Linked DNA regions of Mus musculus: all the other regions are linked to region 3. A link is a loop called in an ENCODE intact Hi-C map of the cell type or tissue named here. Cell type or tissue: left cerebral cortex. All regions are shown on one strand. Region 1 holds the start of LOC115489624 (a small nuclear RNA gene). Region 2 overlaps Fmn1 (formin 1). Region 3 overlaps Ryr3 (ryanodine receptor 3).

Evidence for each region. Hi-C counts contacts between places; a loop is a spot of excess contacts. Peaks named below come from ENCODE experiments on the same cell type or tissue, not always from the same donor. Only the 100,000 strongest peaks of a DNase experiment are listed, where the experiment ranks them.
Region 1: it touches region 3 in a loop (3-fold over the local background); 23 of 42 quality-filtered maps call a loop at or near these places.
Region 2: a loop joins it to region 3, with 4 times the contacts of the local background. A loop is called at or near these places in 10 of 42 quality-filtered maps.

What each region holds. Positions count from the first base shown.
Region 1 is chr2:113,286,128-113,294,127 of GRCm38, reverse strand. It overlaps Tmco5b (transmembrane and coiled-coil domains 5B), which reads right to left. Exons shown (of 12, transcript NM_029232.2): 2 at 7,418-7,462; 3 at 6,601-6,750; 4 at 6,204-6,321; 5 at 5,841-5,891; 6 at 4,325-4,393; 7 at 3,296-3,352; 8 at 2,746-2,805; 9 at 2,186-2,250. The coding sequence starts at 7,452. LOC115489624 (a small nuclear RNA gene) reads right to left here and starts at 5,855; the gene lies at 5,690-5,855. In left cerebral cortex, no CTCF peak of the experiment used is centred here; DNase peaks (open chromatin) are centred at 2,929, 3,995 and 4,240.
Region 2 is chr2:113,416,584-113,424,583 of GRCm38, reverse strand. All of the region lies in intron 2 of Fmn1 (formin 1), which reads right to left. Among named protein-coding and RNA genes, the nearest start is that of Gm13963, 29 kb to the right of the region's middle. In left cerebral cortex, no CTCF peak of the experiment used is centred here; DNase peaks (open chromatin) are centred at 2,936, 3,716 and 4,871; H3K27ac peaks cover 1,057 bases.
Region 3 is chr2:112,796,086-112,804,085 of GRCm38, reverse strand. Ryr3 (ryanodine receptor 3) reads left to right here. Exons shown (of 104, transcript NM_001319156.1): 40 at 811-925; 41 at 2,654-2,783; 42 at 3,998-4,101. Among named protein-coding and RNA genes, the nearest start is that of Gm22676, 300 kb to the right of the region's middle. In left cerebral cortex, a CTCF peak has its summit at 3,926 (motif pointing left); DNase peaks (open chromatin) are centred at 1,435, 2,613 and 3,927.

The sequences.
Region 1 (8,000 bases), 490 kb before region 3:
TTTATAGTAATCAATAAACATGTAAAGGGAGAATTGGCACAGGCTCCCAGCTCTTCCATGATGAAGTAGCTTGTGTCAGGCCAGCCAATTTTCCAAAAGTAACTGCAGAAGTGAGTGAAATGCATAGAATGCATTGGATAAAGTGCTTGGGAGTCCAAGGGACACCCGAGTCGGGTGAAGCACTTAGAGGAGCTCTTCCTTCCCCGTGGCTCTCCATCAAGAACATGTGCCAACTCGAGCTGTAGGGAAATAGAGTCTGAGCAGAAAGTAGTGACAAAAACTGGCTGAGGAGGCCGAGTCTAGAGTTCAAGACCATCAAAGCAAATATCTACATGGGCTTGCCTGTCAATCTAGAAGTTGGCTCCTAGTGATATCTCTGTGTAACTCAAGACTCAAAGAAAAAAAAATCAGGAAGCAAGGTCAATGGACATGATTCTGTATCCAGAAGTCTACATGCTCCTAGATAGTGGTAAATGATTGATCCTAAAAGCAAATGAATGTAACATTTACCATATCTAAAACTATCAGTATGATCAAAAAATGTATGTGAATACTACAGAGAATGACAGTACACTGTATGAATGTTAAAGAAGATCTAAACAAATGGAAGGATAAAGTTGGAACAACTATTAGCTAGACATTAATTAACTTCTAAATTTTATTTGCAAATACCAACAATTGCAATGAAAATCTCAGTCAGTTTTTATTATTTTGGTAGAAATTATGAGACTAACATAAAATATTTATATTGAAATTTGTGGGTCCAAAATAGACAAAATAATCTTAAATAAGAACAAAACACTTGCAGATTATTTCTACCATATATTAAGGCTAACTATGAAGCTGGGATAATTAAAACAGTTCAGTATATGTGAAAGGACAGAGACATAGATTAATTGTACAGGACAAAGCATGTGAAAACACATATGCTTACACGCATAAGGTCCCTCATCTACAAAGCCACAAGGCATCAAGAGGAAATGCATGACCTCTGTAAATGTTACAGTTTTAAATTATTTAAAGTTTAAAGATTGTACAGGGCTATTTGGACACGGAAGACATAGATTTCAGGTGAGTTCAAGTGTAAAAATATATAAAGTTTAAACAGTAAATATGAATCTGGGGTAAATCATAGAAGTTTTGAGCTTCTGAGAACTGAACTTAAGGCCCAAGGGAAACAATAAGCCAACAGAAAGAGCGCCTTCACCCGTAGAGCCACAGTCCAGCCCAGAGCTCTCCAGAGTCCTTATGAGGATGCTGATTCAGCCACTGCAGAAAATTGTTTCATCCAGTACAACAAAGATATGTGTACCTGAATGACCACTCACAAATGGAAGGATACATCTATCAAAAGGCATACATGAGGACATTATATAGCAGATTTTAATATACCCAAACTTAAAATGGTCAAAGTGTTTGTCAGTGAGAGCTTAGTGCTGTCATATTCATACATTGGGATATTATAAAGAGCAAGTCACATGATACAGTAGAGATAATCCTCAGAGAAAGAGAACATAGGCTGAGTCTATAGAGAAATTGAGGATAGAGGTTTAGAATGGCCAGACTAGGGGATACCTCTGCAAGGGATGTTGACAGGGTAGAGCATTCAAGGAGACTTCTGGGGCTTGTAGTAGTCTATATTTGGATTTCAGTGGTACTAATGTGTATATACATAGAAAAAAATCTAACAGCTACGTATTTAAGACGTGTATGTTCTATGTATATTGTGTAAGATGCGATACAATTAAGAAGTATAAACAAAAAGTAAGTGTGTCAAATCCCGTGAAAAACATCTACAGATCTCAGGTCATTCCATTGTACCAATGTCCTGGGAAAAATTGTGACACACACAGATGCCAGTCATTTGTGTCTTGAGGGTACATATCTCTTCACTGTAATTTCCCCTGGAACATAGCTCTATTAGTGTTGGGAACACTGCCCTCAACTATGAAAAGAGCATCATAAAGAGATTTCAGGACCCAGTTGCTGGGGAGGGCAGAAGACCAGTTTGAATGATTTTGAGTGTTCAGTCTGGAGCAAGAATAGAGGTTGTGGGAAATGACCTGCTGTGGGTCCTTCACTTCGTGACACCGTGACACCAATTGTTCTGAGAACGCCGTGCCTCCCAGGGACTGCCTAGGGCCAGCAGTGCAGTGTACCAGAGGGCATTATTTCCCAGACTTACATTTCTTTCTCAAGCAGCATCACTTCTTTTTCCTTCTCCATCTCCCTCAGAATTTCTTGGTATTTCTTCCCATGGGCAGGGAGGGCATCATAAACAAGAATTGTTGTCTTTATTTCAAAGTCACTGATAGGAATATTCCACTAAACAACTAACATTCCAAACATTTCACATAACAGGGGGTACAAGGTAGGGGTGTTCTAATAAAAAACAAATCAGGGTACTAATCAGAGGATGGGCATAGAAAAAAAAAGTTCCTCTTCTAGGCCTTGCTTGCGCTTAGATCCCAGATCTGAGCTGCACTGTGTTCCCGGAGCACAGACCCCAGCTCCCTGAAACCTCAGTGCCTTCAGAACTCCTCAGACTTACTTACTAGACAAATGCATTGAGGAAAATAATGTATGACAAGGTTTCCCCACATTGTCTAGAGCATTCCTGTTTGGTGGTCATGTCAACTGAACAAAAGGCATTTTTACATAGCTGAGGGTAGCCTAACAAGAAAGCAGCTTTCTCCAGACTTGGGGAGACATGTCTCCATCTGACTGTCCTCTGAGACGTTGTACCTTTATGTAGTGGGCCTGGTCTTCACAGAGCTGAAATACAGATTGGTAGTCACTTTCCATCTAGGAAAAGAAGAAAGCACAAACCTCATGACTTCAATGGGTACCAAGCATTGGCTGCTTCCCTGGGAACCTGCCTAGTCCATTGGACCTGTGGCTGGTTACCTAGCAACCCCTTACTTGAAGGGAAACAGCCACAACCTCACTAAGAGGTGACCTAGTATTCAGGCACAGGACCTAAATTTGAGAGGGGGGAGGGATAGAATTTACCCAAGTTGTCCTGAGTCTCTTTGGAAAACAGAAAGGAATGCAGTAGACTGTTGGCTCTGGGGTTGTACAAGGTATTTGGGGCAGATGAGGGTTTTTAAACATTTTAAGGTCAGTATTTAATGACAGTGCTTTTTCCACCTGCCTGTGAATCAGAAATTCACTTGCCAGACTTCCCTGCCCCCTCCCTGCCATGCCTGAAAACTGTTCTAAAGACCCTCGGACTTTCCCTTCTACATATGTCCTAGGCAGACCCTCAGTGGAAGAGGCACTGGTCTAATCTAACCTTGGCGATTTCCTTCTCTTGTTGTGCACAGGACTCGGTTGACTTTTGTAGTTTCACCTAGGGAAGATGGTAATGGCAGAAAATGAACAGCATTCCTTTGTGCAAGGAAAACCCAGGCCAGCAAAAACCAAACTCAGAGCTGCTATCATGTATTGAGGACAGAGAAGTTATAAACAAACTTAGCTAAATCTCACAATGGCAAACTGACATTAAACCCCAGTAGGCTGACTCTCCATTGAATGTGGCCATTCTCCTCCCCTGCACTGACCAATGACCACCACTGCTCCCTGTACTCAGTGAGCATGGTACGCTTATGCTCTCTAAGTCACACGAGGGTCATAGGAGACATTCGACTTGTTCAGAGAAAAGCAGACAATGGAGCTCTTGATGTTGGCCTCAGCCAGATGCCACACTTGTCCCCTAAAACCACACAGAGCTCCACAATAGGCTTGTCCCCAGTCTGAGTCGACGCATTTGTCCACTTAACAAATATTTACTGGACCTCTGCCAGAGGATAGAATGCTCTAGACATTGAGGTGCAAATAATAGAGTCTTACAAATGAATACTTTCACTTGCTTTACTTTCTAATTGAGGAAAAAGACAAAGTGAAACTCGAAAATAAAATTCACCCTATAAGCCAGTGCTTGGCAAACCGTCTACGATCACCAGTGCATCCTTATATAACTGTGGGAATTAGCATTTTCTTTCTATTTGGATGTCTGTATCTATGTGTCCTCATTTAGATATAAACTTCTCCAGAGAAGACAGACTCCAGTAAGTGTTTGGAATGTGTTTTCTTAACTGATGAGGCTTTCGAGACATCCCCTTCCACCCAAAGGCAATGTAGCCACCTCTAGTGCGAACAGAACTGTCAGGGTAGCCCATGGCAATAAAGGATGTTGGCACACCTCTAATACACAAATGGGCACGTCTAGCGCCACACCTAGGAGAAGCCATGAAAACAGCCTCCTAGGACCTAGGACTGATACACGTGTCACAAAAATGTCCCAGCTTGCTGTGTGACTCACCTTGAATTCTGTTACTTTCTTTTTCAGGGTTTCTGGATCAGAGGCAATGTTCTTGAGTCCTTTTGAAATCTGAAATATCATTGAAGTAGCTGTGAGCTCCTCAAGGCAAACAGATGAGCTAGGATAAGGTTAGGCTGGGGTCTTAGCCAGCGGAACACTTGTGCTTACTAACTCGGGTACAGAAACATCTTGAATGGAAACATGTCTCTTTGACCCGGTGGGAGCTGCTAACTCAATCCTGAGTGAAGAGGCTTCTCTCTCTCTTCTTTCTCTTCTTTCCTTTCCTTTCCTTTTCTTTTTTTCTCTTCTTTCTCTTCTTTCCTTTCCTTTTCTTTCCTTTCCTTTTCTTTTCTTTTTTCTTTTCTTTTCTCTTCTCTTTTTTCTTTTCTTTTCTTTTTTCTCTTCTTTCTTTTCTTTCCTTCTTGACTGCCTCCCTCCCTCCCTCCCTTCTCTCTCTCTCCTTTCTTTCTTTCTTTCTTTCTTTCTTTCTTTCTTTCTTTCTTTCTTTCTTCCTTTCTTTCTTCCCTTCCTTCCTTCCTTCCTTCCTGTTTTTTTTTTAAAGATTCGTATTTGTAATTGTGTGTGTGTTTGTGTGTGCATGTGTAGGTGTGTAGGTGTGCGTGTGTAGATGTGTAGGTGTATGTGTGTAGGTGTGTATGTAAATGTGAGTACAGCTGTCTTTGTCATCCAGAGAGAATGGCTTCAAGTCCTTGGACCTTGAAGGAGAGGTGACTGTGAACCACCTGACCTAGGTACGGGGACCAGATTCAGGTTCTCTGTAAGAGTATGTGCTCTTGAGCACTAAGCCCTGACTGGACATCCTTTTCTGTCCCCATGACCACCATAGCTCCACACTGAGGAGAGAAGCATGGGCTTAACAGGAGGAATCGGGGAAAGAATGGGACATTGTTGCTCACGTAACTATTTAGCCCTTTTCCCACAGCCTGGCATGTCTGGAGGACAAATTTGCGTCTGAAGACTGAAGGTGATGGGGGCGTAGGGCAAATGTTTACCGTCTTCTTGTTTATCTGACTAGAGAGTTCAGAAGATTCTTTAGAAATCAGTCATATTTCAAGATAGACTCAAGTGTGTGAAAATTCACTTCATTTGTATGTAGCATATAATCTATATTTTATGTGGTTACATATAACTGATGAGAAAAAATATACATATACACATATGTGTGTGTGTGCGCGCGCGCGCGTGTGCATTCGTGCATGTGAGTTATATTCCCTGAATTCACCACATATGTCTTCTGTCCATTTCACCAGCCTTTGTTTTGTAATGATAATGCTGTTGGAAATAGGGTACCTTACAATTTGGGATGTCCCCTTACCTTCTTGTTTTTTTTTTTTCTTTTTTTTCCAGGGGAGAGCACGAACGCAGTCCCCCACTACCACAAACAAATTATGCAGTCGAATTTCCCGCATTTGGGGAAATCACAGGGGTCAGCACATCTGGAGTGCAATGGATAAGCCTCGCCCTGGGAAAACCACCTTCGTGATCATGCCCTTACCTTCTTCTGAAGTTCCATCACATTCTTGCTTAGGGTCTTATTCTTTTTCTCCTGTAGGAAGAAAGAGTTAAAGGAGACAAACAGATTCTGCTTTCAAGACCACTGACATAATATGTGGGGATAAGGGTGTCAGTTAAGTGCACCTCGGTCCTTCATAGAGGACCTGGGACAGAGTCAAGGTCGTATGCCCATGCCTTGTGCTTCATTGTCACAGAGACCACACCCCCACCCACCCACCCACCCACCCCCGGCAGCTATGATTTCTGTAGCCACAGAGGCAAGGGGCATATGCAGAGACCCTGGGGACAGACAGAGCGATGGCTGCAGAGGGTTTCTTAAGGTCTCCTTTAGAAGTCTTCTCACCAGCTTTGCTGACTCCAGCTCCAAGTCCTTCAAGGCAGTCTCCTTCTGTGCTAGGATCTCATTGAAGTCATCCCTCTCTGGGACTCTTCCTATGGACAGGGCAATATCTCTCTCAAGACTGAAAAACAAAGTTACTCAGGTGTGGATCAGTCCAAAGGAAGCTGCCACTGAAATCACGCCGGAGTGACAGTGCAATAAAATGTCAACGAAATGAAGAAATTGATGCAAGGATCCACACCCAAGTCTTTGGGCGGGGGGTGGGGGGAGCACAGAGGTCAAGTTTCAGAATTTAAATCACACACTGAAATTTCCACCAGGGAACTGACCCCCCTTGCTTCCCTTTAGGCTATGGGACATCACGTGAGGAGCCTCTCCTTCACCAAGGGCAAAGCCTGACCTTTGTATAGATTCTTCTTTCTTTTGAATCTTTCTGAGGAGAATCTGATTGGCCTCATCCAGCCTCTGTAGATCCTTTTCAAGGTCTGAGTTCAGGTACTTGAGATTCTGTTTTATGGCTTCTAAAGTTGGTATTTCTGTAATCTCAGCTCTACAGGAAAAGCATCATAATGACTAAACTCACCACAAAACCCCACAACTCCAAAAGGACACACATGTATTCTCTTTCATCCTCTAGTCTCCTGTTGTTTACACACCTAATTGATTTGATTGCTTTTTTTCATAATTAACCAATTTCTGTGGTATTCCTCAGAAAGTAAACATTTGTCACATTTTCATTTTAAATATTATTAAGCAATACTCACTAAGATGCAAATCTTTTGTGTACAAAAGGAAAACCATATTTTTTATATAAACAATTGGACTCTAACTTATTCACCTCCAAAATTTTATATGGAAAATATGGCATCTAATTAATATCTGTAAGGCAGTTAAAGGTGGGAAATAAAAGAAAATTCTTGCCTTTTGTTACAAACTTGAATATTATCTGTCTCAGTCTATCAGAATCTTTCTGGCTTTCTGGGGAAGGAGGGAGGGGAACGGATCTTTCCCCTGAACCAAGCTGATGTACTGAGTGACAGAACAGCTTCTGCTCAAGGTCCCACTGTGGCAGTGTGTAATGAAATAAGGGAAAATGGAACTGAAATTTCTTCCAAGGTTCTCAGGCTTAAGAAAGAACATCTTCACAACTGAGGCATGGATCACTGGAAATTTCTAGAGCAGTCATCTTTCTGGCTCCCTGTTAGTGGATTACTTACTCATCATCCAACGGGTTCTGTCCAGCGTCTTCCATTGCTTCCTTCCTAGATATGAATACAGACAACTGTTACAAACCCAAAGGACCTACCGTGCAGCATATTGGCACACGGAAAGGAGATGGCAAAAGCGAGATGCTCCTCAGGCATGTCAGAGTCAAGATGAAGCTTCTGTGCTCTCACTTTCCCAGATACTATCTCAGCATATCATGCAAACTACATTTCAGCAAAATAGATCATAGTTGGATCTTCAGATCTCAGAACAGATCACATTTGGTTTGGAAACCTTTTAAATGTTTGTTCTTTCCATCCTTTCTCTTCCTTGCTTGTACTTATTCTGGGGGGCAGGGGGGAGTAAATGTTAAGGGACAGTGACAGATGCATGTATGTCAGTTGACAAATACAAAAATAATTTATACTTCCAATATAAACCCTCAGGGAAACAAAACAAAACAAAACAAATAAATACCCACCCCCCAAGAAACAAAATAAGCCAAGAACTTGGCTGCCTGATTTCTATTAGCCCATTACTCTCTAAATTTTCAACAAGCTTTAGAGAGTGAAGGCTGGGTTGAAACAGCTGCCA
Region 2 (8,000 bases), 620 kb before region 3:
TGTCAAATGGCTGAAAAATGTTTACCAAGTTGTATGAGTCCTGAGACATTAGGTCCTCTGTATAGTCTCAGAGAGTAAATGCTTAAGAAAACAGATGTTAATACTTCAAATGCCTAAGTTATCAAAAAAAATAGATATGTTGGTTGATAAGGAATGCTTACTAAACATTTTGAAGCAAAGTCAAGAATACAGAAAGCATACACTTTTAATCACTAAAAGTAAAACTGTTAACATTTTTTTCTTGAAATAGTATTCCAATTATTCTGTGGATAACTGCCCAGTAGGAAGGCTGGGTTAAAAGGATATGTAATGATTTAAAGAGAGATGATAAGAAAAAAACTGTAAACTGATAAGCATTGGCTAATAAAACATACATATGAATGAAATTCTAAAGATTTGTTTATTTTATATATGTGAGTATACTGTCGTTGTCTTCAGACACACCAGAAGAAAGTATTGGATCCCATTAAAGAGGATTGTGAGCCACCATGTATGTGGTTGCTGGGAAACGATTTTGAGATTCACAGAACTGAGAATATAAATAGCAAGATAAAAAGGGGGAAATAAGTCTCTTTTTACTATCAATGATAAGCATTTAGGGGATGAGAATAAGACTCTAGGCATGATGTAAAAGAAAGTATGACAGTATGTTCCATTATTTCATTTCTGTAGCCAAAAGAAAAAAGACTGGTCCTTTGGGTCTGATACAGATTTTTTTCTAATAAAAAAATTCTGATAGCAATAGCTATAGAAGTATGTTGACATTAACCTTATTGACATACCAACTGTTCTCCAGTTACCTGTGCTAGTTTTATTGGCAGGATTGGGGTTTAAGGCATGCCAAGCTGCCTGCTCTTCTAGTCAAAGAAGCATGGCCTCGGAGAACTGTCTATCAGGAGCGTCTGTGTCAAAAACACAAACAAACAAAAAAGCCAGGCAGTGGTGGTGCATGCCTTTAATCCCAGAAATTGGAGGCAGAGCCAGGTGGAGTTCAAGGCCAGCCAGGTCTAAAAAGTGAGTTCCAGGACAGCCAGGGCTACACAGAGAAACCCTGTCTCAAAAAAACAAAAAACAAACAAACAAACAAAAAGAAGTCTTTGTGAAACAGCTAGATTCTCAAATCACTGTCTTGGACACCAGCATTTTCCAACATCCCTTCACCTTGTGCTGGCAACCTACATTAAGTCTCCCAACAAACTGATTGTTCTAAGGCTGAGTAATGTCTGACATGAGGAATTTATTCTGTGTATACACACACACACACACACACACACACACACACACACACACACACACACACACACACATATTACATGTGGCTGGGGATCTTCTCAATGACCCTGTAAGCTAGGCGCAAAGTCTCCTGATTTTAAAGATGGAAAAGTGGTGATGGAGGAAGTTAGCCTTGCTCTGGACAAAACAAGAAGTGAGTAGAACAAAATTCAGAGACCACTGTCCATCATTAACCTCCTGCCATACACAATAAAACAGACTATAGGCAACAATTAGCTTTTGATGTCCAATGGCAAGCAGCAATCTAATCCCTGGGAAAGTAGAAGTGTGTGAGGTAAGCCACACAACTGTCCATGATTTCTGCCAAATGCTGATTTCTGGATTGCAAAGGAAAAATGAAATGAGCCCTGGTGACTTATCTGACATTTTAAGCATTCTAGCATGAATATAATTAGGAGCATTGGGGTTGGACAGAAAATATTCAAAGAGATACTAGCTTTAATGTTTCAAGTTTGAAGAAGGTTAGAAACCCATGGAATAAAATGTTTCAACTAACCACAAGCAAGACAAACGCAACAAACCAGCACTAAACAAATTTGCTGAAAACCACTGATAAAAGGACTACTATTGAATCAGGTAGGGGAAGCTGGACACTAGCACAAGCTTCCAATCAGAACTAAGAAGGGAGAAGATGGTGAGTGCTGGCAGTCAAAAGGAATGGGAAAGAATGACATAAGGCGACTCACTTTATTGCAAAGTTATAACAATCCTAAATTTGTACTACTGATACCTAATAAAAGGTACCGGTACGTGAAACAAAACTACCAGAAATGGATGGAGAAATATACAAATTCAAAATTATATGGAGAGACTTCCATATTACTCTCTTATTAATTGCCATAAAAGACTGACAGAAAATCAGTGAAGTCAGGAATGGTGGCTTGTGCCTGGAACTCCACCACTCAGGAAGCTGAAGCAGGAAGATTACCATGAGTTCAAGGTTAAGTAAGTTCAGGACAGCCTGGGCTACGTAGCGAGACCCTATCTCAAAAATAAGACTGCAAAATCAATGGATACAAAGACTTACCAGATTTTATCTAATAGTTATAAGATATCCCACCCAATAATTGGAAAATATGTACTCTTTCCAGACATATGTAGAATGTATAACCAACTATTTGAAAATTAAAGAACATACTTAACCTCAAGTGTTAAAATCACAAGAAAAAGTAGAGGAAATTGGGGTCACAATTAAAGTGGAATTCATAGGAAATATATAGACCTGCTCAATACTGAATGGTACTCCCTAATTCTCCTAAATGTTCTTTTGGCTAGGGGAATGTTGCACACGGTGAACACATCGTTAACCTAGAAAAGATCATATGCTTTCTGAACACTGCTATTGAATTCCCCTGCTTTGCTCCCAGGAACCTTTCAGTCTCTATGGTTAGGCATATGTTGGACACTGATCTTGAAGAAACAAAACCAGCTCCAGAGAAAGAGCTCTGAATGTATTAGCGGTTCCTAGGAAGACAGGCCTTCCAGCTTACTCTACAATGAAGTCCCAAGCCAGAATCTTTACAGACATTATCTGTCCAAGTTAGCTTGTGGTTCCAGTGGCTGCCAGTTAGCTGAGAACTTCTAACACCACAAGCAAGAGGCTAGAGAATAAAAGGAGAAACAGGCTGAGTAATTCCACACTTACTGCACCCACAAGATCTCTGAGGCTGCTGTTTTCCACAGTCATACCTCCTACTGATTGCTGCTTTTCTATTCTGCAGTTCTTGTCAGCTTTCTAACAATGGAAATTTGTTTCCCTTTCAAGCCTAGGAGTGTTCCTAAGGGCCACCCACTCATGTTAGTTCCTGGAAACCCATAAACCTGGACTTGTTTTCTTAACTAGGTCATTCAGTTCATACATAGCCTCTAAAAACTACCTTCAAGTTTGGACTTACTAACTCTACTCTTTAACTTTCCATCAGGAACTCTGACAAATATTGGCGCTGGCAATGATATCTATTTCCTGCCTTCTAACATGTTCATATTTACTAATGCACATAGGCCCTTGCTGTCTGCTACCCACGGTACTCATTTAGAATAATAGCGATACTGTGATTGGTCCATCCATTCTCCAGTGAGCTATCAAAGTGATCAACCCCTTCTCACCTTCTGTTCTGACAGAGAACGGGAAATTGACATAGCCCCAAATAAGGGAGGGATGTAGTTAAGTATACTACTTTCTTTCTCAGGTGAAGACGATTCAATTGGTACAAAAGAGAAGCACAATAAATAAATCAATAAAGGCACAAGACCAGAGACCTCCTCAGACATATTTGGCAGCAATATCACATCTGAATAACAGCTACAATTGGCATCCTTGTGTAACTGAGCTTACAAAAGGCTAGCTGTTCTCCCCAAGTTACCTAGAGTCCTGACTAACCCTAAAGGAATTCCAGTGGCGAAGTGCTAAGAATGAATCACCATCTCTGCACCATTCCAATCTTTGACGCTGGCACAAATCTCTTCGGGTCCTTTATGGCTTAGTGTATGTCTTCAAGAAACAAGGGAAATAATATGATGCTTTCTTTCCCAGAACACATAGGTATAAGGAGTTCACACTCATGGTCAAAGGAATGGTTCAGTAGGCATATTCTCAAATTCATTTTACTTGCTTTTAGGTATTTTTGTTGTTTCTGATTCTCTCCTTCAATGTATAATATGATCCAGAAAACCAAACCAAACCAACCAAACATGGACAACAAACCATTGAAGCAAAAGAGGAGTTTCATGTAGGAGGACATTGGAGAACTCAGGGTCTTGTCAACATGTTTTGTTCAGCTAAAGTACCACAGATTCTTTTCATTACACCTTGGATCCATTTGCTCAAACATGAAGCTAGTCCTAATCATGTTTAATTAATTAGCTTGCTTTTAGCATCACACCAATATTTGAGTCCCCTCAAGGGGACTGTTGCAATCATCAGTGTGATTTTGCTATGTCTTTAGGCCATTATTGCACCAGAAAACACAGCTCCGATTTAAATTGCATGTCAGCAGAAAAAAATCAATGTACTAAAAGAAAATTGATTCCATAAGCCAAAATCTTTATGAAGGCAACTGATCCATAAAGTGAGTTAAAACTATACTAAGAACAGAATTGAATTCTCTTTCTTGGCCAAAAAGGACTTATCAATGTATTCAAATTCATGATAAACATTCACTGGGAAAAATTACAGTAAATAGGAAAATAGGGATCTTACAGCCTGAGGTTGATGAGAAATCATAAATCAGTACAAGATTGTCAGCAATGCTTCAGTGTAACGAAAAGGGTTGGGCTGATGGGTGTTGTAGAGACAAATGTATCTATCAGGAGTCGGGCTTTTATTGTGGGCTCACATGTTACACAACCAAAGGAGAATTATATAGGCCAGTGGTGAGTCTGCTGATAAACACAAGTTCCAAATAATTAATGCTCTCTTCCCTTATTTGAAATGAAAATGTACAGATGAAGGGCAGGAATATACCCGATTCCTGGGGAAAGCCACGGGCTTGCTCACACCCAGGGATGGGGTGGGGTGGGTGAATGACTTTTCAAGGGACTCAGCTTTGCTCAAGCCACGGAGAAACCAACTGGCAAAGGAAATGAGAACACATTGCTAGGGCAACAGGCAACAAAAGTCTATTCCTGCAGCAATGCCTTCCAGCTAATTTAATCCTAAAATAGTTCTGTAATTTGCCACAGAATCTAGAACAGCATGCATTACTGAAAAGGATAAAACAGTAAAGGAACGATTGGATAATTTCATGTAAATTACTAAAGGTGTTACTTTGCTGAAGAGACTTGACACTATTTTCTTTGCAAAAAAAAAAAAAAAAAAGAAAGAAAGAAAATTGTTAGATCGTGTCTATTTTTAAAACAGTGTAAATTTGAGTCTTAATATTTGTACCCTTAAAAGAAAAATCAATGAGGAAGTTGGGGAGGTAGCTCAGTGTGTAAAAGGCCTGCCATATAAGTATGAGGACCCAAGTTCCAACCCCTAGTACCCACTTAAAGAGTTGGATGCAGCACAGTGTGCATCTGTGGCTGCAGTGCTGGACGGGTGGGGCAGATGCAGTCAGATCCCTGCAGCTCACTGTAGCCTGGCCTAATAGATGAACTCCAGTTTCAGTATCTATCTATTCTATCTCAAACAATAAGGTGGAAAGTGATCAAGCATGTAACCCATACATGCCGATATATCTTTTCCTACACGGCTATAGGAGATCATAAATGGAAGGGTTAGCAACAACTGCTGCATCCTCATATGGCTCTAGGAAGTTGACCTGATAAGAGGGCCATTGAGGGAATAAAGAAAGAATGGACAAATGGACACACTTATATAAACATGGGTTTCAGGTGGACTGAGGTCTCTGATGGAGAAATCACAGCACCCTAGGGTGGCTCTGCATTTCACCTTGCCACTGATATATGTGAAAGCCACTTGGGGAGAAAAAACACGGAACCACTAGGCTATGTTAGTTCCTCACCACCATCAGATCCTGGGACACGCCATTGACACACCGCTCAGGGGAGGCAGAACACAGGCTAAGATGAGGGGTCCCAACCCATGTCTTTCCAGGTGAGAAATGGTTCAGGCTGAGGCTGTGGTTCCCAATCTCCTGGACACCCAGACACCACTGGGAACAGGGAGGAGTTAAGAACAGGGCCCATGGGCCTGAGATGAGCCCTGGGATGGGAGAATCTGGCTCAGCTCACCGTAAGTGTCAGGACTTAGGCTGTGCAGCTCTGTAATGAAGGCTTCAACTGACAACGGTTCTTGATGAGAGAGACAGTCCTTGTTTGTCCCAACTGTTTATTCATGGTGCAAAAGAGATTAAATGTCTTTTGCAGGAGGGAAATGTCCAAGAAGGGAAGCTTATTGGTTAAACCCTCTGGGCAGCCCATCTAGATACCTCATTAGCATGGACAATTCTGGGCTCTATGCTACATGACCAGTTGGTATGATCCTCTTAGTGAGGTGCTACGTGCTCCAGGACAGGTATCTTGTCTACTGTTCTCAATTATGAGAATTGCTGGGTTTCCTTAATCTGTTGAACTTTACCAGTTTTTCTGCCTGGTGACACAGTTGAACTTGTCCCACACCTTAGAAACTCAATGTGCTTTTTATATACTGTTGAACAGAGAGGCAGGCTTGTTACATACAGAAGAATAGGGAGCTAAGATTATCACAGATAAACAAGGAGGCAGCCTTTATAGTATCACCTGGCTTATTAGGCAAGTTTAGCTAATCTCTGTAGGGGCAATCTCTGTAGGGGACCAGTCTTCAGGCTATAAATATTCTTAAGGAGAAAGCTATGGTGGACATTTTCTGCACATATTACCAACATTCATACTTGAGCCAGGAAAAGAAGCTTTGTCATTTGCCTGAGCCTCGCCCAGAGAAGGCTTTGGCCTTTTCCTATGAGTTTGGTCCTGGCATGGCCATGTCCATACTACAACACACATTCACCCAAGCCTACAACACTCAGGACTTCCTCTATCCACCGTGGGCAAGTCCATCAGTCTCACGTGATTCTAGGCCCTAAGTTCTGAAGGCTCTGGGCAGGCCTCTGCTTAATAATATATTCCCACTGATCAGGGGAGCAAGAGTCAGCCTCAGATTTTCTGGGGTTCATTACTACTACCTGACAGAAAAAAAAAGAGGTAGAATCAAGTAGGCTGTAATGATCAGCCAGCTGCCATGGGATTGATGGGGATTTGGTGGGACATGAACAGAGTCTGAAGGAGAAGTTAGCAGCAGACTATTGTGTTTTCTGAGCTGGACTGTCAATGGTCCAGACTTCAGTACTAAATGGTGGTTGCCACCCAAAGAAATCCAGCTCAACCTAAATCTTCTTACTAAATGCAAGAGCAATGACTGAGGAAAGATCTAGTGTACCAAAGAGAACTCTGTAATTACTAGAAGGCATCAGGTCTATAGCTATATATTCTCACATGCTATTGCTATAGCTACAGATAAATATTACGTTTTTGTTTTTTGTTTCATGAATGCTAGTTTCTGTTCTTTCCCCCTTTCACTCTAGGAGGAGAGGCAGGCTGAAATTAGGAATGTATTCATAAGTTGCAAAGTAAGATGATGGATCTTGTATGAGTGCCATTCAAAAGACTGGAGTCAGCTGCTCACAGCATATAAAGGCAAGCTCTAGTGGCCACCCACAGCTAGACTTTTCAGGGGACATGGGCCAGAGAATGCCTGCTAATGTCAACGAACTTTTCTCTCCATCAAATTGTATCCGTGAAACTGAAAGAAGCAATCACTAGTCTGGGTTTTGTAAATAGAAAATATTCACATCCTTTTTTCTAGCTATGTCCTAGAAGATTCCTGGCTCAGGGTTCAGCTCTTCAATTTTTCCCTGCTTCATAGCTATAGTAGTCAATAAATAATTTTCTGTTTTAATTAAGACAACTCGTCAGTGATTCACAAACCTAAAGAGGCTGCATAATAGCAATATAGTAGTCTTGATTATCCACACAGTGTTTCAAGACCCTGCATATAACTGCAACAGGCAGTCCTGAACTCTAAACACTACACAAGATGTCAGCTTAGGCATTACTTCTGTGGCTTAAAAAAATCTTCATTTAATATCTACAGGAGTCTATAAAACAGAAACCAAAAAGTACATTGTTGACTTTGCCATTTGACGTATTTCTTTGGGTCATTCAGGTAACCATCATAAGATCTTTCCAGAAGAATGGCTCTTTTACTG
Region 3 (8,000 bases):
TGGCCAGCCCACAATGTTACATGATTAAAATCAAAAGCAACACTTCTCTCACCATCCTTTGAGCTGGCAAACTATAGAAGCATCACTAAGGACCAAGAAAGTGGCTAGGATGACTCTCAGGAGAGAAAGGATGTGTGCATACATTCTTTAAATTGATTTGCAAGAAAGGAAAATCCTAATAGAAATTAAGAGAGAATAGAAATAGTAGGGAAATGGGCTGCAGGAATGGCCTCTCCCCCTCCAGCCTAGGTCCAGGCAGGTGCTCCATCTCCAGGCTCTTACTTGCCTAAGCTTCATTATGTGAGTTTGTGTTAAGTAGCCAAAGGTGCGGTGGCTGATACATGTTCATGCCATTGACTTTTGAAGTCTGGTATCCACAGACTTCATGGTATCTAATACACAATGCCCTTAAGAATGACATGCAGGCCTATCATTCGGAAACGGAGTATAAAGAGACACAGCTCCAAGGGGAGAAAGGAGGTTCCTGGGGACACAGAAAAAGAGAAACCCAGCGATTGGGGTGGTCTTAGAATCGATTATAAGCAAAAAAAAAAGAGGATAAGGGAGAGTTGTTTAAATATTATTAAAAAATAAACACTTTAGAGGGAAAGAGCAAACACTTAGAAAGATTTTGTGCTCCTTTTTGGGTGAGCTAAACAACAACAATTTCATATGTATTCCACGACCTTCGTATTTTTTCAGCCTATCACTTCAGTGTTACTTCATCTACACAGTTGATGTGCCTCATTCCTGAATTTTCATAGCAGAAAAGCAGTCAGCGCTGAGCTCTCCCTCTGCTTGCTTCCTTAGGGACATAATGAACAACAAGGTGTTTTACCAGCACCCCAACCTGATGAGAGTCCTCGGCATGCATGAGACTGTGATGGAAGTGATGGTCAATGTGCTGGGTACTGAGAAGTCGCAGGTAACGCTGTGCTCAGCCAGGGACTGACGCTGGGGCGCAAGTACAGGAAGTGACTTACTCTGCTATCTGTTGTCTCAGGTTTCCCCCCTTGGAATAGGCAAAAATTTTTACAACACCAAAAGAGTCCAAGAAGCAGGGCATTGCTGCTTCATAGGGTGCAACTGAGCATTTAATCCCAGTTTCCCTAAGATATTACTTAAACTGAATGGCTCCTTCTTGTTGTTGTTGTTGTTGTATGTGTGTATATGTGTAGTGTACACACATACATGTGGGCATGCTTACATATATATGAATACACTTGTGTAAGTGTGTACCCACAAGTATATACACACATACAGAGGTCTGGAGTTGACATAAATTATGTTTCTAGATTCCTCTCCATTTTATTTATAGAGGCAAGTGGTCTTTCACTGAACCCAGAGATCACAAATTCAGATAGTCTACCTAAACAGATTGTTCTGGGAATCCCATGTCTCTGCCCCTGAAGACTGGAACTACAGATGGGCCACTATTCCCACGTTGCTTTTATGTGGGTGGTAGGGACCAGATGCTGCTCAGTCCTTCCATGCAGCAGGGTGTATTTTATCTACTAACTGACCTAGACTGCATGACTTTGGAGGGTAATATATAGAGAATGGTTTCAAATCAATATCTCTCTCTCTCTCTCTCTCTCTCTCTCTCTCTTCTTTTCCTTCTCCTCTCTCTGTCTCTCCCTCTCCCTCCTTCCTCTCTCTGTCTCTCTGTCTCTCTCTCTCTGTCTCTCTCTCTGTCTCTCTCTCTGTCTCTCTCTCTGTCTCTCTCTCTGTCTCTCTCTCTGTCTCTCTCTCTGTCTCTCTCTCTGTCTCTCTCTCTGTCTCTCTCTCTCTCTCTCTCTCTCTCTCTCTCTCTCTCTCTCTCTCTCTCTCTCTCTCTCGGAAAGCTAAATCTCTCCACAGAACTTCCCTAAGCACATCAGGATGTCTCATTGACTGTAGATTTCAGAACTGTCTCTTAGAGCACCACCCCCCCTCCCATGGTTCTAAAGGGGTAAAATTAAGGTCTTTCTAGAATTCTGACATTGTTGTTTGAGTTCTGTAAGGTCCAAACTAGCTTGGCAAAGAGACGGGAATCACATTGTTAGTCAGGGAAGGCACACAAATCAAGGAATGAAGGATGACATCTCCATGCTAACCTGTGTGCATCTGGTGACAAGTGCCTTAGGCACCTACAGAAGAGCAGTGGTTGGGAGCACATACTTAGGGACATGTTCACAGAAACAGAGCATGTTGCCTTTCAGACTTTCTTAACTGTTGGGGTCGTGGGGCACCCATGACTCAGAGGATCCAAGGTTTAATGGACTAACTGCCCATGTTTTTCTACGATCTCCCTACTCTCTTTCTGATATCACCTTTCAGAATTTTGCTCATTCCAGCTGGAAACAATGGGCAGGTTCATACATTTTCATGGGACTTATAAGGAAACATATAAGGTTATAATTGGTGGATGTTTTCCTTTGAAGGAAAGATCTTGGGGAACTATAGCCAATATCCAATATTTTGAGAAGCCTCATTCTTAGGCATTCTGTGTTCTGTTCCTCCTACAAATGTCTGAGGGGGAAGAGGTGTAAGAAAAAACTTCATGTTCCAAATAGTTCATAGCTTGTGCGACTTCAACCTAAGATTCCTTTTTAAGATTCATGAAGGCCTTGTGAGAGATTTGCCTCTCTAATACTTCTGCTTCTGCCCACAGATTGCCTTCCCAAAGATGGTTGCTAGCTGCTGTCGCTTCCTTTGCTATTTCTGTCGAATTAGCCGGCAAAATCAGAAGGCCATGTTTGAGCATCTAAGTTACCTGCTGGAGAACAGTAGTGTGGGTCTAGGTATGTGTGGCACGAATTATAATTCCCACCTCTGGACCCAGGCATCCACTCTTCCTCCTGACTACTTAGGAGAAAAGGGGAAAGGATCCACATGTACTCTATGATACATGTATGTGCAAAACCAGAGCCGGCCTATTCTAAAACCAAATGTGTACAAACATGTCTGAGCTCTCCACTCTGTGTATAGTTGTTGCTAGTAGCTGCATTGGTGACTGAGTCAATCTCCCCTCTCAGGCCCAGTGGCCTGTGCTTTTTAAAATTCTGTCTAGAATTGAGAATGTAATCTGAGGGCAACATCTCTCCCAGCCCACTCAGCTGATCAGTGAGCCGAGCTCTTAAGACCAAGGTCATGCATCCAATCCTTTCTTGGCAAGCTTGCTGCAGGAGTCATTCCTGACCTGGCCCACCAGCCAAACAGCAAATTCTGCCCTTAGCAGCGTAGCAGACTGGCCAAGAACAGCTATGGATGAACAACATGATAATGGATGTAGACAAATAGTAGCTCATCACCACTGTGAGCTAAGCAACTCACTGTGTTACCTGACTCAACCATGTTGGATATAAACCAAATGAATTATGGAATACACAAACCCATGCACTTGAAATCTGAAACCTTACTTTTGTTTCCTTTTTTGTTGTTGTTGTTTCGTTTATCAAATGCAACCTCAGGCTATCTAAAATAGTCTCCTGTTCCTCTACTTCCTCCTCTTCCTCCTCCTCTGCCTCCTCCTTGTAAGCTGCCATTTGAAGTTTTTAATAATTATAGTCTAAGAGCTAAACAAACCAAAAATAAATATCACAGACAACATTAGTACACTAATGTAACTCTACGAACTCCTGCAGTTGGGGACTATTTTTAAACTCCAAGTGGTAACTCCAAGATTTTCCAACTCATTTCAGCCCAGACAATGAGGGAACCTCTGAGTCGTTTGAGTAATTACCAAGTGGAGACCCCAAGCTGTTTTGTGTTACAACGGTACTCGAAACTACATAGTCGCAACCCACTCTGCAGAGTAGTTTCGAGTTAATTAGTATACATGTGAGAAGGAAGGAAAACAAATATAACTTTCCTAAAGCCAGCAGCCCTCTGAGAACAGCCACTTGGGCCAGGTTTCAATGTATTTGCTGCCCTCTCGTGTTCATGCTTGTGCACTGCAGTCTCAGATCAGACCAGGGTAGCCTTAATGGCCAGTTTCTTTTTGCTCCACCCTCAGCGTCCCCATCGATGAGGGGGTCCACCCCACTGGATGTGGCAGCCTCCTCTGTGATGGACAATAATGAACTAGCACTGGGCTTAGAAGAACCGGATCTTGAGAAGGTAACTAGTTGTTGGGAAAACAATGTGTTATTTTTCTCCCAACTCAATAGCAGCCGCACAGAATAAACAAGCCAATGTCTGAGTTTGCATTCAGACCCACTTCATACTAGTAAAAATGTGGTATATTATGAGAGCCTGGCACTACTGTAGTCATACATGATCCTATATGAGCAAAGATGGCACCACTATGGTCATGCATGATCATGTATGAGCAAAGGTAGCCAGCTGCTTAGGCATAAGAGTGTGGACATTTTTGTTCTTCAGAGGTGGAAGCTCGTTCCACCTGTCTACATGGAATATCACTTGGAGGCCTGTGGATCTTAAAGAAAATGTGTCCGTGTGATCTAACTCATGAGTCCACATATGAAAGAGACCTAACAGGAAGCTGTGAAGTCAGTATGCTGCACACAGGCACGTAGCTGCCCTCTACTGGGATTCTGAATACAGTTCCTGATAGTGGAGATGGCCAAGCGGGTCTGTCCAGTGTTAATAAAGATGCAATGCTCTATGAGTTAGAATAAGCACTCTAGAAAGGTCTATGCTTTCGGTACCGAGTATTGTATATATCTTTACTAGGGGTGCTACATTAAGAATTAGTAAGTGGAATGTTTAAGTCTATTAAAAAAGAAAATAACCATAGTGTGCTTTGGTGAGACTTCAGTAAGTATTTGATTGGAAATCTTTCCACGATGGAATTACTTGCTTGACTGAATGGCTGATAAAACCAACCATCTGTGTCCTAAATGTGGAAAGCAACCCTGATGGGGTGGGAAGAGAGTGGTAGAGGGCAAAGGCCATCCACACTCTACAGTGAGCAGCTTTGAGAGAACGAGGGGAAAAAAGCAGACACTTAAGAGAATGCAATGACAGGGGTGTATTGAGTTTTGGTCTTTCGCTATTTATTGAAATGCTAAGTGTGGGCCTCCAAGAAGAGAGAGTCTGAACTTAAGACACTAAGTGGCGCCACTAAGTTATTTCTGATTGGTAAGTAAAGATGCCAACAGCCAATAGGTGGGCAGAAGAGACATAGGAGGGGCTTAAGTTTCATGGGCTTGGGGTCAGAAGAAGACCAGAAGGGGAATAAGAAGTGCAGGAGGAGAAAAGAAAAGCCACCATGGGTTAGTAGTCAAGAGAATGTGGCCCTGAGATTGCCCAACTGGAGTTAAGAGCAGCCCAGATGAAACATAAGTAATAACCTGGGATATCAATAGGAAAGTAGATTCTAATAGCATAGACACTAGGCATCTGCCTAGCTATTGTGCTGTTTAAACATAAATAATCCTTAAGGCTTATTGTAAATATAAAGGTTGTGTGTTTTAATTATCCAGGAACTCAATAACCAAGGGTAGGGTAGAAACCCAGGGTCAGAATTAAATAATTACTCCAACAGGATGAGCAGAAGCTAATCAGCTAGCTATATTGTTGGGGAAACATGCCAGGAGTGTTTAGGGTTTAGCCAGGAAAGTCCATGTCCAGGATAGCAGAAAACCAAGCATGGTGGAAGCATAGAGTACAAGGAAGTATGGTGAGAAGGATGATGGGAATGGCCAGAAATTGGACTTTACTATAATAGAAGTTCACTTGTGTGACCCTCAGAACAAGTTTTATCATTACTGTTGTTGTTGTTGTTGTTGTTGTTGTTGTTGTTGTTGTTGTTGTTCAGAAGTCATGGAAAGGAAATGGAGGTATGGAGACTATGTCATTCCTCAGTGCCACAGGGAAACTAAATTAATTAAAGTTAAGCTCAAGATCCCATGCTTGTTCTAATTATATTATGGCATATCCCTGGAGAACCATGAGTAATAGAAACACAAAGGCCCCCAGCAAGGGAGCAGCACAGTATGTTGTGTGGTTTAGAAGGCTTCAGTAAGGAAATTAACTGGATAGAAACAAGACCTGGGGCAAGAATTGCCAAGAATTACCTTCAATAATCCAAGCATGAGTGGGTGCTGACTTCAGTTAATATTGACACAGAAGATGTGAGAAGTGTTTAAATCTTGAAGACCTAGGGAAGACAAATAGCAACCATTAACCAAATATTGGGTTGGCTCTCTTGCAGATAAGCCCAACCCACAGCTTACAGGTCAAATGCAGTTGAAGAGGGGTGTGAATGCAGTCCAAAACAACACTTTATAAACTTCAAGATGAGGACATTTTGTTTTGCATGTTTGTACATTAATTACAATAGTTCCTGGAGATATACTTTGTAAATAACAATATGATACTCTGATGTAAAATGGTTAGACACTCCCATGAGTACAGGGCATGGCACAGAGGTGCTTTGGGGTTCCCAGATGTAAATGTTAACTGGGGATCTGGCTATATAGTACTTACATCTCAGAAAGGTTTTCTGAGATGCAGACAGAGATCATGGAGGGAGAACAAGCCCTCTGGGTAGGTGAGATCCTTGCAGAAATATGTCAGCTCCCTGAGCACCACAACCACCTAAGGGAGTCACAGAAAAAAATCAACTAAGCAATAGGAAGAAAAGCCAAAGGGGGATGAGGAGACCCTAGGAAATATATCTGAGAAGCTGAGGTGAAAGTTCATTTTTAAAATACATTGTCTTCTCTTCCTACCCAATAGAATAAGAAGGCTCAAAGAACTTGGGTTGAGAAGGCAGGGGACCGACATCTTATGATAAAACTATCTTGGCAGCCATACTCCATCTATTTGAAGTGCCACACAGATAGGTGGATGATGTTAGCACTCATAAAGATCCTCCTGGCATAGCCATGGCAGATAATTGTCAGCCAACTTGTAGATCCATGTCTGCTACCATGAGATGTCAATTAAGAATTTATTGAAGTTCTGTGTTACAACAGCTTCAGATGTATTTAACTAATCATGGGTAAGAGCCTACCATGAATCAGGCAGAATGCATGCCTGTGTCTGTGCCACTTATTTCTATCTAACTGGGCACATTTACTTTGTGGTGTAAGGGTATATTCATCTTCTGGGGCCTCTGTAATAAATGGCCACAGACAGTGTGACTTAAACACCAGAAGTTAATTTTCTCAGTTCCCCAGCCTGGAAAGCCAAGCCCAAGTGTTATCAGATTTAATTTCTTCTGAGGCCTCTTTCCTTGGTTTACAGATGGCTACCCTCTTGATGTGTCCTACGGGGCCTGTCTTCTGTATAAGCACCCTGCTGCAGCTTTGTACAGCTCTTTCTCCTTTTGATAAGGACACCACCCTGGAAGCCCCCTTTCCACTTAGCATCTTCTTCACAGGTCTTATCTCCAATGATAACATTCTGATTTATTGGAGCTTAGAGTTTCAGTGTATAAATTAAGGGTGATACAATTCAGCAGAGGATGTCTTTGAGTTGTTTGTTTTATTTTGTTCTTTGGGGTCTTTGCAACACCCAGGAGATATTTTAAGTGATAATATTTTAGGAGAGGACAAAAATATAAGTAAAAACATTTTAATCATTTTGTCAAGTCAGTAAGCATTGCTATTGGGACTAATTAAACCCCTAACACATTAGTAAAGTAAAGCTAACTTCAGGAAACAGATCTTTATTTTAATTAATTTTTAGGGTTACCATATAAAGAGATGTATTTCTTTGTGGGGTCCTCTTGGGTGCATGTGCAGGGGTGTGTGTGTGCGTGTGTGTGTGTATGTGTGTGTGTGATTGTACTTTGTTCTTTTTTGTCCCCCTCTTGCTGGTCTCCTTCCCCCTCCCAAATAGCCACCCCATACTGCTTTTAAGACATATATTCTATTACCTTCTCCTCTTGTTCCCTCTTCTTCTAGATGTCTTCCTTCCTTTCACACACACGCATACATACAAATGTACATAAATTTACAATTAAATCTACCTCCTACATATGCAATAAAATGTGGTATTTGTCTTTCTGAGCCTGTCATTTTTTTAACTTGACATAATAATCTATT